Regions from separate parts of the Mus musculus genome. Here region 1 is linked to region 2. The links are chromatin loops, found by intact Hi-C in ENCODE. Cell type or tissue: heart. All regions are shown on one strand. Links, peaks and the distances in the headings refer to the core of each region. The heading gives the core; the rest is flanking DNA. Region 1 overlaps Rfk (riboflavin kinase). Region 2 holds the start of Vps13a (vacuolar protein sorting 13A).

The links. Peaks named below come from ENCODE experiments on the same cell type or tissue, not always from the same donor. Only the 100,000 strongest peaks of a DNase experiment are listed, where the experiment ranks them.
Region 1: it touches region 2 in a loop (2.7-fold over the local background); 9 of 42 quality-filtered maps call a loop at or near these places.

What each region holds. Positions count from the first base shown.
Region 1 is chr19:17,396,095-17,404,429 of GRCm38, reverse strand. It overlaps Rfk (riboflavin kinase), which reads right to left. Exons shown (of 4, transcript NM_019437.3): 3 at 5,750-5,852; 4 at 3,081-4,957. The coding sequence ends at 4,827. Among named protein-coding and RNA genes, the nearest start is that of Rfk, 6.2 kb to the right of the region's middle. In heart, for the core only: CTCF peaks have their summits at 4,307 and 6,499 (motif pointing left); a DNase peak (open chromatin) is centred at 7,399; H3K27ac peaks cover 310 bases.
Region 2 is chr19:16,776,422-16,784,756 of GRCm38, reverse strand. It overlaps Vps13a (vacuolar protein sorting 13A), which reads left to right and starts at 3,824. Exons shown (of 72, transcript NM_173028.4): 1 at 3,824-4,087. The coding sequence starts at 3,988. In heart, for the core only: no CTCF peak of the experiment used is centred there; DNase peaks (open chromatin) are centred at 3,646 and 4,386; H3K4me3 peaks cover 2,497 bases; H3K27ac peaks cover 1,710 bases; H3K27me3 peaks cover 516 bases.

The sequences.
Region 1 (8,335 bases), core at 272-8,271, 620 kb before region 2:
TCAAGAGTCTAAAAGGACCTTTGTGTTGACCTAGAATTCCCTTGAGTGGCTAGGTTGGCAGCAAGCAATTGGTGTACATGACTCTGAATAGAACCCACACCTCATGACCTACAACGACTTCCAGTTTTATATCCCCAAAACATTAAATGTAGCTCTGGAATACACTGAGTAAAAACTAAAATTGGGGGCTGGAGAGATGGCTTAGCAATTAAGAATACCTTTCAGAGAACCTGGGTTCAATTCCCAGCATTCACACAATGGCTCAAAACCGCCCATAAGGCCAGCCCCAGAACATCTGACACCCTCTGGCTTCCTTGGGCACTGCAGGCATGTGGCTTACAGACATACATGCAGACAAACACTCATGCACATAAAATGGAGAAAATAAAGCTGTTGGTATAAAAATGGGAGATGTGGCCTGCAGAGGAAGAAGCAAGCTGCCTAATGAAACCCAGGTAGAAGTTTTCACAGTTCAGCCGCACAGGGCCACGCACCTGCAATCCCAGCACTTGGGGAGTTTTAGGTAGCAGTTTAAACTCAAGGCCCTGTTTCTTAAAAGTTACTACCCAGGCGAGCAAGATGGTCAAGTGTTACAAAGGCAACTGCTGCCAAGCTTGACAATTTGCATTCAATCCCAGGAACCACTTGATAAGACGAGAACTCCCAAGGTTATCCTCTGACACACCATGGTGTACACACACACACACACAACATACACACATACAAATGAACACAAAATAAAAAACAAACAAACAAAACAGGAAACAAGCCAACCAAGCTAAGCTGAGTATGGTGGGACACACCTTTAATCCTAGAATTTGGGAAGCAGAGGCAGGTGGATCTCTGAATTCAAGGTCAGCAAGGGCTATACACAAATTAGACCTCATGCTAAGATATACTAAATGTTCTTGCCAGAAACAAGTAATAAGGGTTCAAGAGGTTGGGGTGGAGCTGTTCAGACTGCTTGCCTAGCACGCATGTGACTTGAGGTTTGAGCAGTAGCATGATAGTATTTACTGCCAGCCAGGCATGACAGAGCACTCATAATCCCAACACTTGGGAGGCCAAGGCACAATGACATCAGTGAATTCCCAAAGGGCCTAGACTACACACATAACGAATTGCTGTGTCAAAAACCAAAGCAAAGCAATGGACAGAAAGCCAACTCGAAGGTTCATCCTGGTTCCCAGCTTTCTGAACACTATACGCTGGTGACTTTGTTCTTATTTTGGGTTTGGTGCTGGGGATTGCAACCAGGGCCTCACACATACTAAGTATAGCCACTACCCCTTAACTACATACCTAGATCAGCCCCTCTTCCTCTATTTAAAGATAATCTTACTGTGCTGAGGCAGGCTGGTCTCCTCAGACTTCAGTGCTGAAGTGCTCTTGCTTCAGCCTCACTAACGCTAGAGCCCCAGGAGCATGCTACCATACCTGGTTTTCCACAGCCTTTACATAGCGTGGCCACGCTCATTTCTCTATACATTCAGTTCTTTCTTTCTCTTCTTTCTTTCTTTCTTTCTTTCTTTCTTTCTTTCTTTCTTTCTTTCTTTCTTTCTTTTCTTTCCTTCTTTCTTTTTCTTTCTCTATCTCTTTCTTTCTTTCAAAACACATGCTTTATTTATATATTATGGTTTAATACTTTATGCTTATGGGATTTCTTTTTTTATTAGATATTTTCTTCATTTACATTTCAAATGTTATCCCGAAAGTCCCCTATACCCTCCCGCGCCCTGCTCCCCAATCCACCCACTCCTGCTTCCTGGCCATGGCATTCCCTGTACTGGGACATATGATCTTCGCAAGACCAAGGGCCTCTCCTCCCATTGATGGCCGACTAGGCCATCCTCTGCTACACATGCAACTAGAGACACAGCTCTGGGGGATACTGATTAGTTCATATTGTTGTTCCTCTTATAGGGTTGCAGACCCCATTAGCTCCTTGGCTACTTTCTCGAGCTCCTTCATTAGGGACCCTGTGCTCCATCCAATAGATGACTGAGAGCATCCACTTCTGTATTTGCCAGTCACTGGCATAGCCTCACAAGAGAGCTATGTCAGGTTCCTGTCAGCAAAATCTTGTTGCCATATGCAATAGTGTCGGAGTTTGGTGGTTGTATATGGGATAGATCCCCATGTGGGTCAGTCTCTGGATGGTCCTTCCTTCCATCTCAGCTCTGAACTTTGTCTCTGTAACTTCCATGGAGTTACAGAGACATGTAACTCTCAGGAATGCAGTCCTTTCAAGAACTCACTCTCTGCTGTCTGTAGAAAACTCTCCATCCAGTGTTTCTGACTTATGATCACATCCTCTTTGGCAGATCTGATTTGTTTTCTAGCTCAGTCTCTAACAATGAAACTGATTTTTCTCTATCAGTCTCACTTCTGTCCCAAGTACAAGGGGGAACTGGAAGACAACAGCACTGGGAAAGGAAGATGGTCCTTGTAAGTTTCAAGTCACTGGTTCTCACACCTCCCCATCACCTAAGTGCCCTACCTGCAAGCTGCTAAGTCATCTCAGAGTTCATTCAGATGAGTGCTGAAATGCACTTCTTTGTAACAAATGGAAAGAATGCCCTGCAGCAATGTGTGGGGTTGTGGCACATCCATGGTTACAAAACAATCTTGAGGATTATACAGGAGTTAGACTTGTCTGGCTCCTTTAGCTCCCAATAGGAACCTTTATTCTTAAAGAGTTGACTTTTTGAGTAATGATATCCTCTGAATCCTTTCCATGTAAAGTCACCTTGCTACAGGAATTTTAAAGGGTGGGTGGGTGGTGGTGGTGGTGGTGTGTGTGTCTTGGCCAGGCTTGATGCACACTTTTAATCCCAGCATTCAGAAGGAAGACACACATGGATCTCTGTACTTTCAAGGATAGCCAGATATAGAGACCTTGTAAGGTCTTTTAAAAGGAGGAAAGACCCCTGAGATGGGGGGACTGGGAGGGGGAGGGTCCTTGAAAATAAAGCTCTTAGTCACATGAGCACCCTTACTTGATAGGTCTACTCAGGATTGTAAATACAGGTGTATAGTAACAAACAGCCAGTATACCCCAAACAGATACAGGATTCAGGTTGACAGGGGAAGAGGGAAAAAATAAGTCAAATTTTATTCCAATGCCTGCAAACATTCAGACTAATCAACGTGGTACCGTAATTTCTTTTAATACATCAATAATAGTTTTTGAATTCTAGAGAATTAACTAAGCCCTAAATCACACATCATGTAATTCCAAAATAACGACTAACAAAATGAGATAACATTAGCCATGAACATTGATATACTAACAAGCTATTCTTACTTTAAAAAAAAAAAGCCACAGATCTATTTTGTACTGTGCATATTTGTTTTTAACTTTCCTTCATAAATCCATTGATAATTAAGGTTTCCTTTAAATACAGGATTTCCAACATCAAAAATTCTATTCTGAAGGCTAGGGATGTTGCTCAGCCATAGAACACATTCACAGGGCTGAGTGAGTCCCATCCCTCCCCACACCACTACTTCTACACACATGCAGAGACCAAGTCTCTGGGTGTCTGTGTGTTGTTAAATTACCTTTCTATTTTCACGTGCATGCTCCCACTTAGGCAGTGCCTCTGCCCCAGCAAACCTGTTGCCATTCAACAAATGATGATTCAATGCCCCGGTGAGGCTGAAGCAATCGAGCATCCAATGTCAACCTTCTGCCAACATAAACAACTCAGGCCACCAAGAGGGAAAGGGGAGGAACCAGGGGAAAACCAAGAGGGAAACCAGGAGATATAGAGATATGCAACTGGAACTTATCCGGTTCTGAAGCTACAAGGACTTTTAAATTATGTTTAAGTGCCTGGTCATAGAGAACTGTACTTACTTTGAAAGCACAGGACCACACTTTAAAAAAAAAAAAAAAGGCAGGGCAGGGTTGGGTAGGAACTGGCTATGTTCATTTCAATTCCAAGCAAGTCTATAAATGCAGCTTGTTTTATTTTTCTTTACTTGAACCTGACCACCATTTAGTTTTGAGCAGAATGGCACACACACAAGTAATCTCTGGGCGACATGGGAAGAAAATAAACCAAAGTCACAAAAATGTTAAAGAGCAAAACCACCTAATCTTCAAAAAGGCAACATATAGACATCCATTGTATGGCTTCAAAAAGTAAAGGGGGCGGGAGCCTAGCTCAGTGGTCACACTTGCCTGGCGTGTAAGGCACTGGGTTGGATCCTCAGTACTTTGAAGAAAAGCAAAAGCCCTGATGAGGGGCAGGCGATCAAGGCAACTTCAACCTGAAGTAACTGCACACAGAGCATTGGGACACTACCAGGAAGTGACCTCAGGGGGAGTCGTGAGTGACTCAAGGAAGTTTGCAGGATTGTAAAAATATATCAATGCACAAAATGAGAAAAGTAACTCTAATTTTTCCTTCATGGGTAAGCTCTGTGTGTGTGTGTGTGTGTGTGTGTGTGTGTGGTGCACTTCCTGAAAAGCCTCTGTTCAGCACAGGCTGGCTGGGCTCACCAGTGCCAGCACACTCAGTCACAAGAACTATGGTCAGTCCTCATTTTCCTCAGGAACTTGCTTTTCCACCCACACTCACAGACTTTATTTTCAGTACAAGCTTTCTAGTGCTACATTTTAATCAACATATTACATCTAAAGTCTTGATTTCTGAATGAGTCTCTTAGTACTGTGCAACATGATGGAGTGAACTGCTGGAGACCACTTGACAGCTACAGGAAAACGCTTGATTTAAAATATGATCAAGATGAGAGTGTATCAGAAGCACTGTGACACTATGCGTGACACTAGTGGTAGGCAGGTAAGGGACTTTTCATTAGTGGCCATTCATAATTTTGCCTTTAGAAACTTGGAAGAAATTATCATCTTTGAGTTTCAAATGTTCGGGTAAATCCAGTTGCTTTTTAGCTTCTTCAATATCACCTTGAATTGCAGAAATAAGTGACTCTGGAAAAAAAGAAAAAAAGAAACTTCTAATAATCCATGTTACTATTCCTTTGCTCAGCCCCTCCTAAAAACACTGACTAAGCACCCTAGCCACAGCCCTGGGAAAGGACAGAGATTCAGTCAATGTTGGAACCGTCTTTTTCTCCAGGGAAAGCCAGTGTTACATAAAGTGTTCTCTTGTAAAGAGACCCTTCACCTCCCAGGGTTTAATGTCACACTATACCAACAGGCACCTGAAGACACCAGAAGCAGATCTCTAATTACTGCTTGCAGCACATACTGCCCAACCACCCTTGCAGGGTCAGATGCCAGGTGCCACCACTCACCACTAAGTGCTATGACTTGAGTGTCCCCTGGAACTCAGGTACTAGAAACTAAGTCCTCAAGGTTGAAGGTATTTGGGAATGGGAACTTTGGGAAGTGGGTCAGGAGGACAGAATGGATTCCTGAGTACAGAAAATGGCTGTGATACAAGAGTGAGTTCTCTTGGCCCTACCCTGTGGTGCCCACCCACTGAGGCAGCAAGAAGGCTTCACCAAGTACTGAATACATGCTCCTATCATGCTCTGACTCCAGAACCAAAACCACAGGAACACCTGGTACTAGGTCAGAGCAACAGAAAACAGATTAAGGCACTTAGTCTCCACCTCACATGGCTACTGAAGGTAAGAGGGATTAACTTGTACAATACTTAAAATAGTGCCTAACCCTGAATTAAAAGTGCTCAATTATTTGCCTGTCCCCTTCGGAGAAGTAGCTGTAATACTATCAAAGATTAATATAAACTCTTACCTAAAGAATCAAAGTTCTTTTCAGGTCTGAGATAGCCAACAATGGCCACATTGAGAATTTCCCCATAGAAGTCCTCTTTGAAGGTATGGATGATGTGTGTTTCCTATAGACAAAAATGTTGAAAAAGATTAAAACAGTTGGGGTGGGGTGGAGTGGGGCTGTAGAGACAGCTCAATGACCAGTTAAAGGGTCCTCTTCCAGAAGACCCAGGTTTGATTCCCAAGATCTAGAGGTCTACAGAGTGAATTCCAGGACAGTGATGGCTACACCACAGAGAAACCCTATGTTGAAAAAACAAAAAACAAAACCCTGAAATTCATCCAGCTGGTTGGAGATTCTTTCCTCCATCCCTGCTGGGGATCAAACTCAGTCTTTCTTTCACTGGGTAAGCACCCCAGACACCTATACACCACACCCTGGGTCTTTGCAGGCAGTCCTGAATGCAGCTCCGGGTAGCCTTGAGCTCCCCTGGCTCCTGCCTCCTGGGGACTGAGACTGAAGGCATTGCACATGCACCTCCAGGCTTCTCAGAGCCGTCAGTGACAGTTAACAGCTGCTACACTTCTCCATCTTCTCAATTTAGAGGGAAGTACTTGGCACACATTCTCTTTTATATCCACATTTAAAAAGACTCTTGAGGGGCTGGCTAGATGGCTTAGCGGGTAAGAGCACTGACTGCTCTTCCAAAGGTCCTGAGTTCAAATCCCAGCAACCACATGGTGGCTCACAACCCTCCGTAATGAGATCTGACGCCCTCTTCTGGTGTGTCTAAAGACAGCAACAGTGTACTTACATATGTTAATAAATAAATCTTAAAAAAAAAAAAAAAGAATCACCAAAAAAAAAAAAAAGTCTCTTGAAAATAAAAACAACAGAAACAAACAACAAGCTTCTCTAATACTTATATGGTAAAACCAAAAGTATCCAAAGTATCCAAGGAAACTTGAAAAGAGGACTGGGGAATTTACACTAACAAGAATCAGGCCTGCTGGTGCCGACCTGTGATTCCAACTACTTGAGGAGGCTATGGCAAGAGGATCTGGGCTCCAGAGCAAATTCACAGCCAGCCTTTGCAACTTACTGAAGTCATCTCAAATAATAAACAAAGGAGCGTGGGGCACTTGAATACAGCTCAGTGTTAGACTTGTTAGGTATGGGCAAGGTCTCAGGCTTACCCTGGTAGAGGTTCTAATCCTATGGACAGTCAGACAGTGTGCTCAAGGACCCAAGGACAGACAATGGCTCCTGCAATCCCAGCACTCAGGAGCTAGGCAAGACTAAGCTATGGAAAGCCTTTCTCAAAAACAGGTGAGATGGCTTAGTGGTAAAGGTGGTTGGCCACCAATCTAGAAGACCTGAGTTTGATCACCAATTAGATTATTAAAAACACTTGCTATAAGAGAAAATTACCTGGGCTGTATTAAAATTAATAGGACAACACTATTTTGTTAGGGCAAAATATTCTTCACAGATGGTTGATATTGACATATAACAATATTAAAAATAAACAGCCTGCCCTGAACTGCACGAGCATCCTGATCGTGGGTAACTGTGTTTATCCTCTCAGAAGAATTCAAGGCGGCCCAGAAATGGGCTTGATAATAGTATTTCTGTTATCTGAGTAGCTTAAAGAGGAAATGAAACAACCTCTCCTCCCTTTTCCTTCCTCGCCCCACAGAAAAACAGATGAGTGTTCTCACAGCAACACAACCTTAGGGACTTGAAGTCCTTAGGAGTTCATGGGCATTACTATTTCAGCAGTTCTCAACCTGTGGCTCTTGACCCCCTTGGCAAACCTCTACCTCCAAAAATATTTACATTATGATTCATAGCCATAGCCAAATTACAGTTATGAAGTAGCAATGAAAATACCCTATGGTTGGGTGTCACCACGACATGAGCAACTGTATTAAAGGGCCACAGCATTAAGAAGGTTTCGAGCCACTGGTCTCTTACATCAGCATTTTAACTCAGTTTTCTGTGACACACTTCTCTTATTAACTCCTCAATGTTAAAAGTTTTTAGCACAGGCCTGTCACTCAGGAGGCAGAGGTTGGCTCATGAGTTCAAGGTCAGCTAAGTATGTAAGCTGTGGGGAAAAGTAGGGCAGGAGAAAAAAAAAAAAGACTATACCCTCCAGGTGATTTTAGATGGAAGGGTTAGGAGGCTAAGTAGAATGTGGCCCTGAATATGAAGCCTAGTTCCATTCCCAGCAACGCTAAAAAAAAAAAAAAGGAAGAATGAAACAACAAGAAAGAAAGAGTGAGCAGGAGAGAAGAGGGATGAGGTTAAAGCATACTACAGTAAGCAGTGTCTTAAGGCAATCAATGATGCAAAGAAATGCTTTTTTTAAAAGGGCCTCACTTTTGAGTCTGTTAGGTGGTCCATAAAGCTTAAATAGACCCTTAAACAGACAAAACCAACAGGGCGTGATGGCACATTTCATCCCAGCACTGGAGAGGTAGAGGCAGAGGCAAAGGCATGTGGCTAGATCTCTGGGAGTTCCAAGCCAGGTAAAATTACACAGTGAGACCAATAAAAATGACTGAATAAAACAGGTAATTTTGAAAGATGAGGGAAAAGGCC
Region 2 (8,335 bases), core at 242-8,241:
GTATTCATTAGGTTCAAATATATCAATAGCACTGTTTATAATTATGAATTTATTTTTATGGCTGACATTGCACATGAATTCCGTATAAAGGACAAAAGCTACTTCCACGTGCTGTAGACTTTTCCCCCTTAAATTATCACCGAGGAAGGAACATGAACAGGGAAAGGAAATTGAGATTTCTGTCAATATTCAAAAGTGCAAGTCAGCAGAGAGTTCATTTCTGAAAGATCTCTCATCCGGATAAATTAATATTGACGCAGATGTGGAGGCTGGTTAGAGCGAATGAACAAGGTTAGTCAGGATCGATCGTGCGTTCAGTTCACAGTGGGCTACTGAACATTGTGCTCTTTGCTACCAGACAATCAGAATGAGTTTTGGTACTTCCGATGGATGGCTTATCTTCCTCACTCTTCATTGACCCACTTCAGTTGCCTTCACTTTTTTTTTTTTTTTTTGATAAATGTCTTGGCTTATAATTGCTAGTTTGCATGGACATTGTTTGCTTAGATTTTGCAGACATGATCTAACTTTTTCAGAGAGGCTATAGCATTTCACATTCTCATTTTTAGTATATGAATGACCCTGGTTCTCAATAGTTTCACCAGCATTTGGAGATCATAACTATTTTTAAAAGCTTTACTGCTGGGTTAAATAAGGGAAAAATTCACATGTATGACTGCAGCTCTGATTTCCTTTCCCCAGCTGTTAGTGCTGTTGAACAAGATTTATCTTTGCATTTATGTGTTGCTCAGATCAAGTTTTTAGGCAGACTTTTGAGCGTTCAAATCCAATTCCATATGAGTTGCCCAGTGAGGTTTGGACTGTGTCTGTGTATGTCTTCATCTTCAAAAAAAAAATGCATAGAAAATAGACACTGTCAAAAGCCTTATCATCTAGAGATAGCTGTGGTTAACATTTGGTGAATATATTCCCAGACTTTTGTATATTCTGTACAGTCAAAATTAGCTGACAATTCACAACAATTTAGTCCTTTCTCCCAAGATAAGAGCGATAACCTCTCATTTTATAAATCTTTGTTTTCATTTTAATTCCTGCATTGTTAACCTAGTGTATGCATGTATATGTTAATTTGCCTAGCTTCTCTACTAATGAATATTTAAGTTTGCTTCTTTAAGCAAAGGTTTAATAAATGTTCTTATAAGAATAGGTTTTAATTTTTAAAAATTCTTTTCTTAGCTTAAATCTCTGGAAGGATTGCTAAGGCAAAATTCATACACTTACATACATGTAAGTATGTATACACTAACATATGCACACACAGATGGATCAGCTTGTTGGAACTTACAGGCTGGCATTTACAAAGATTGTGTTTACTTATATTACCATCAATATTGGCTGTAAGATTCTTTAAGAATTTTCTCCTTTGCTTGTCCTTCCAACAAGCTTTGTTTTCTTTCATTTAAAAATAGAAGCAATAAGTCAAAACAAGTTATTATTATTATTATTATTGAGAAATATGTGAATATTCTCAAATATGATGAATCAGGAAGTCCAATTTCGTTTTTGACTTTGGAAAAATTCCTAATACCTCAGTGTCCCTGAGATCATGAAGTTGACTTAGAAACTCCATAAAGGCCCTTCAAAAGAAAAACTATGTGAAACTATGTCAAATAAGCCAGGTGTGGTGACAATAGCCTTTATTCCCAGCATTTGAGAGGTAGAGGCAGGAACATACATCTCCACGAGTTTGAGGTCAACTCCATGTACAGAGTTCAGGAAGATGTGTCTCAGAACAATCACACAACATGCAGCAAACATCCTCAGACCTTGCTGTGACTGTCCTCCTAGCCAGGTGTCCTCCATCTTGTTCAGCTGTAGCCCCTTGTAAAAGGCTTGTCTCAGCTGGTGGAGGAGCGTACCTTGCTGTACTATCACCTGTGGTATGTGACTGTGCTTGAATTGCACATGGCCTCAGGGAGGGACTAGAACGGTGGTTCTCAACTTTCTTATTGCTGAGACCCTTTAACACAGTTCCTCATGTAATGGTGACTCCTAACCATAAAGTTATTTTTGTTGCTACTTCACAACTCTAATCTTGCCACTGCTATGAATTGTAATACAAATATCTTTCTTTTTCCAATGGTCTTAGACGACCCCTGTGAAAGGCTTATTCAGGACCCTTGTGGATACCCACAGTTTGAGGACTGACAAACTGGGGTTGTGGATGGGGAAGACTAGAAGAGTGGGTTCTGTCTATGAAGCTACAATGGAGAAGCCTTCATCCCTGTTGGGTAAGTACTTCCCACACCCACACTCCCATAACGAAGTCCTCAGATATGCTCTTTAAGGAAGCCCAACAAACTCATTGGTTCTCCAACGTGAACTTTGATGGAATCATATCTGCGTTTGTCCTTGGGGACCATAGGAGAAGCAGTCCAGTGTTTTATATCTTCTCTGGGATCAAATTTTAGAATAGGCTCAAGAGACGACACTGCCTAATAGCATTTGCTTCAGAGGACCTGAACTCCGTTGCCAGCACCCACCCACATGGAGGCTCACAACCTCCTGTAACGCCAATAACCAGAGAGCTATTCCTGAGGGTACCAGGTACGGATGTAGAAAACACTTATACACACACACAAATGAAATTTAAAATTGTGCTAAATAAAAACTCATTAAAAAAAACCAACATGGATGAAGGTTTAGAATCTTGATAGAAAAATCCATGAAAACAGAAGGGGTCCTATTTGGGAAGAAGGAATCAGTCAATAGGACAAGAAAGAGTCATGGGTAATAAACGACCAAAATATACACATTTATCAAGATGTTATAATGAAACCCATTATTTTGTAAAATATATGCTAATATATTCTTTAAAAGCTTAAAAAAGTTTACACTATTTTTGCTCTTTTTTTTTTCTGAAATAAATTTGAGATACTTGATGACTATGCACAAAATACACTCAGTGCCAAATCAGGATGTGCCTTGCGAAGAGAAAGTTGAAAGTGTACTGCTGCCTCTGAAATCCTCAGAGGATTAATGTCGGTTCTGTAAGTTGCACCTCTGTCTTGTGACCTCAGGACTTTGGGACCAATTTTCTCTAAGTCCAAGCGTGGAGCGGAGACACTACTTATTTTAGCTTGGCCACTAAGGCTCAGAGGTGTCTTTCTTGGTTCTTGGCAGGCTCTCTGCTGTCTCCGGACTGACTCAAACGTGCTACTCTTTAACATGACTGGCGGCTTTCACATAAATGATTTGACCGGAAAAAGGTGCCAAGAGCAGTTGCACATTAAGAACTTGGAATTTATCTCCCAACTTTACTCTCCCTCGCCCCTCCTCAGCACAGATTAGTAGCTGAGGAAGTAAGGGAAGGCAACTGAAGGGCCAGTTCGCATCCTTGCCAGGAGAAGGGAGAACGTCAGGAAGTACCCAAGCACCAAGGCTGGCCGAACCTCACAACTGGTAATAATGGGGGAAAAGCGTCCTGGGAAACTGCCTCAGGAAACTTCCCGCAACCTCGCACCAAGCTGTACACTCTCCACTCTTTGGATCCCGCGATCTTAGTTTTCTCTTTCGGAAGCGGCGTTCCTGTCGGTTATCATCACGCCCCGCCTCCTAGAGAAAGTTCGCTGCGGGTAAAAAGGAGAATCATTCCGGGGCGGGGTCTCCAGCGCTCGACTGGTGTTCTGTTGCTAAGCGACGGATAGGAGGCGCGGCCGGCGGGAGAGGCCCGGCGGTCCGCTCGCGGGCAAGGGCGGGCCCGCGGCTGCGCAGCCGCCGTCCTTCACTCTCGCTCCCGGCCGCGCCTCCAGTTCCGCGTCGGTCACGCCCCCACGCGCAGCCCGAGCTGCGCACGCGTGGTGCGAGCGGCTACCTTCCTTCTGTGGGGCTCGCGGTCGGGTTGAGGGGACCCGGCAGCACCCGCACCGTAGCTGGAGCGGGCCGGGAGCCGGTAAGCCGAGCCGTCTCGAGGGAGGAGCAGCCCGGGTAGTGCCGCGGTGCCCTCCGCGGCAGAGAGGAAAAAAAATGGTATTCGAGTCGGTGGTCGTGGAAGTGTTGAACCGGTTCCTGGGAGACTATGTGGTGAACCTGGACGAGTCCCAGCTCTCCCTGGGCATTTGGAAAGGTAACGGGGTCGCCGCTCCAGGGTCGCGGGAGACGGCGGCGCGGTTTCTCGTGGCTTCGGTCCTTGGCCAGCCCGGCGCCGCCACCTGCAGCTGCCCGCCTCGCCCTTCAAGTTATGTAAAGCGGGGCGGCGGTTCCCGGGCGGGCGGGCGGGCGGCGCGAGCCGTGAGGTTGGGGGAGGCGCTGGCTGAAGCCTCGCGTCCCGGTGGGGCCGGGTGCTGGTGACCCTTGGCCTCCGCTGGGCAAGGGAGGCATCCCTGGCAGTTTGGCCCCGGGCTGTCAGGAAGGCTCCGGCGAGCCCACGGGGAGTCGCACGCCGACTTGCACGTGAAGACCAGGCGCCGTCCGCGAAGACACCCTTCGTCCCTTCCCTGCCCCACTTCACCGTGCTTTCTAGGCGAGTTCCGGTCCGGCCACTGAACTTGGACTTGGGTGTTGCTTAGCTGGGACAGGCAAATGACAGGGGGAATAAAAGGAAAGGAAAGCCCCTTTCAGAGTATCTCAGAGTTACTTAGGTTTTCAGGTCGCAGCCTGACCAGGTGGGAATGTGGGTGTTTGTAAGACCTGAGTTTTTTGTTTTTTTAAAGAACGAAAAGAAAATGCAGGAAAACAGACGGTCAAAATGTAATTTGGGCTTTCCGTTTCTCGGACCTGACGAAGACGTGATGAGCACTCCTCTCTGTTGCTTAGATGGGAAGGGCTGCATCTACCCCTTCACTGCAATGATTTACCTAATACAGTGTCTTATTTTTAGTGTTTCCATCTGTATTGCATTAGACTCTTGTTTATTTTAAGTAGCTATTAGCAAGTAGAGGCCTTTTTTGAAATGAACGTTCCAGGCCAAAGTTAGGGTTAATTATTTGTGTAAATAGTGTGTGCATTCTCTGATAATGTACTTACTTAAAACTTTCTAAAAGTTCTCGTTTATCTTGAGCCTTCTCATTTTTGAAATAATGAAAACAAGTAATTTAGTTTTATTAAACAAACAAGCCCTCAATGTAGCTAGGTACCTTCTTCCACGATAACGTGGGCAATTGATCTGTAAGAGCTAGCACAGCCTCTTTGAGATCAGGTACTTGCAAGTTGCTTAGTCTGCGCTGCTTCTCAGTTGCAGAGTGAGGATAACAAAACTCTGTAGCTCAGAAAAAAAGCCTGGAAGAATATCTGAGCTGGTACCTGGAGAGATGGCTCAGTGGTGAAAAGCGCTGGCTACCTTTCCAGATGACTTGGATCCAAGCCTGGTGTCCACATGACAGCTTACAATCATCTGTCCCAGGGCATCTGCCTTTCTCTTCTGGCTCTAGGGGCCACTGCACACAAGCGTGTAGTGCACAGACATACACACAGGCAAAACACTCATACATACAGATGAAAACAATAAAATGAACAAGAAAACGTTACTTGAACAGTGGTTTGATTTGTAGTGAAATGTTTTGTACATTTAAGGTGCAGGCTGTGTAAACTATAATTCACCAAATTTATGTATTTAAAGTTTACCTAGAATAAAGTTGAGTCTTGTGAATAGTTTTGTTTTAATAAACCTTAAGAATGTTTCAACTATCTCAATAATGATACAAAAAGATTATAAGCCTAGGAAATTCCCACTTCTTTTCTTTGTAATTGATTCTTCCTCGAGTGGCAGTTACTTATCTGTTCACAGTCTGCTGGTTTGCTTTTATTTTTAAGAGTGTTATAAACTGAATCCTTTGGCTTTGTAGCTTTTTTCTTTTTGAGATCCAGTTTCACTATGTAGCCCAGGCTGGCCTGGAACTTAGAATCTTCTTGCTTTGGTTCCTGAGTGCTGGGGTTAAAGGCCTGTGCCATCACACTCAGCTTCTGTGTAGCGGCTTGAGTCAGGCTTCTTAACAGAATGCAGAGAAGTCGTCCATGCGTCATTCACGTCCTGCATACATCACCTTGTCCTGCTCAGAAGCACGGGAATGGCAGGACAAGGTGATGTATGCAGGACGTTAGGGCTTGTTATAGACACAGGTTTGCCATCTTTGCAGTATTTCCTTTTTGGCAGTTAAAGGGCAAGGTGCATCAGGTGTTAGTGTGAACATAAATTATTTCTTTGGAGTAAATGCCTAGCAGTGGGATTGTGAGTGGTAAGTAAATATGTAACTTTATGAGAAGTGAAATGATAGGATTTGGTTAAAGTCTGATTGTGTCTCCTAAAAGTTCTATGTTGGAAGCTTAGCCCCTAGTCTGGCACTGATAAGAGGTGCTGGATCTTTTAGATGTAGGCCTAACAAGGCACAGTGGCCTCTCACCTTAGCTTTCAGTTTCTTTTTGTGAGCTTTCTCTCTGTCTCTGTGTGTGTATCTCTCTGTCTCTGTCTCTCTCTGTCTCTCTCTCGTGTGTGTGTGTGTGTGTGTGTGTGTGTGTGTGTGATCTTCACCATAGCTGCTGCTATGCTGTTTGAATTTTCAGCCTGCAAAACTGAGCCAAATGTATTACTTTGTCTATAAGAACCAGTCTCGAGCATTTTATTATGGTCCCCCCTCCCCCATGAATCCACCCCTCAAACTTAACTAATACACCTTGACACTGATGTCTGAAATGGCTCTGTTATGTTGCACCATCACCAGTTTTGTATCAAGATGTAGCTGTGCACTATCCTCTTGAGCATTGCTAGCCTCACTTCTAAAATGTTGTTTCCTTGTATGTGTGTGCGGTGGGTGTGCAGGTCTATATGGTTGCCTGCATGTGTGAATACTTGGTGATCCCCAGTTTGTGGAACTGTTTGGGAATGATTAGGACACACGTCCTTGCTGGAGGAGGTGTGTGTGTGTCACTGGGGGCTGGAGGAGGTGTGTGTGTGTCACTGGGGGTTGGAGGAGGTGTGTGTGTCACTGGGGGCTGGAGGAGGTGTGTGTGTCACTGGGGGCTGGAGGAGGTGTGTGTGTGTCACTGGGGGCTGGAGGAGGTGTGTGTGTCACTGGGGGCTGGAGGAGGTGTGTGTGTCACTGGGGGCTGGAGGAGGTGTGTGTGTCACTGGGGGCTGGAGGAGGTGTGTGTGTCACTAGGGGCTGGCTTTGAGGTTTGAACTCTCAGTGCCTCTGCCTGGTGGTTGTGGATCAGGACATGAGCTCTCAGCTGTTCCTTTACTCTGCCATCATGGACTTTCAACACTCAGAAACTTTAAGCCAAATGAAATGCTTTTATTTATTTATTTATTTATTTATTTATTTATTTATTTATTTTTCTAAGCTTGCTCTGAGGAACCCTTTGGAGGCTGGAATTACAGGAGGGCCTCCATGCCCACCTAGCATTTATGTAAATTTTGAAGATGTAAACTCCAGTTCTCAAGTTTGTATAGCAAACACTTTACTTGCTAAACCATCTTCCTACCCCTAAAATAGTATTTTAAAATGATGTTCCAGTAGGTATGTAGTATTAAGCACTGTGATTAATTAAGCCTTTAATTTGCAGCTTCTTTGCTACTAGGTGTTGGGTACATTTTCATGATTTTTGCTGTTTATTTTTGTCAGTGAAATGGCCAGATCTTTGGCTTATTTTAAATTGGATTGCTTACTCTTCTTTTTTCTATTGGGATTTAACTTATGCATCATAAAATTCTCTCTTTGTAACTCTCCAATTTAGTGTTTTATTTTGTAATGTAACAGTTGTACAGCACTTACCACTAATTCTAGAACATTTAACTACTTCCCACAGCCCCCCAAAAAACTTCTCAGCTCATTAGCATACATTACATATTCTTTATTCATGAGTAACCCACCTTTGGAAGCCATTTGTCCTCTGACTATAGATTTGCTGACTCTTGACATTTAATTTAAGTGTAGCCATGTAATATTCTTTTGTTACTGGCTTCCTTAATTTAAGATATCTTAGATGTCTTTACTATTGAAGGGTAGATTAAATAGTATTTAATGGTGTGAATATTTATTGAGTCATCGGTTGGGCATTTATGTTGTTTCCAACTTTTATGATATTATAGATACCACTATGAACATTCATGTGAATATTTTTTAAAGGCATGTTTAAAATTCCCACTGCTAAGGTGGGTGTGGTAGAACATGCCTTTAATTCCAGCACTGGAAAGGCCGATGAAGATCCCTGAGTTCAAGGTCATCTTGGTATACAGATGAAATTCTCAGACAGCCAAGGCTACACAGTGAAATCCTGTCTTGAAAAACCAAAAGATAATAAATAAATAAAATAATTTCCATTAATAAATATGTATAAGTGTAGTTTCTGGATCATGTGGTGACATGTGAAAGAATTT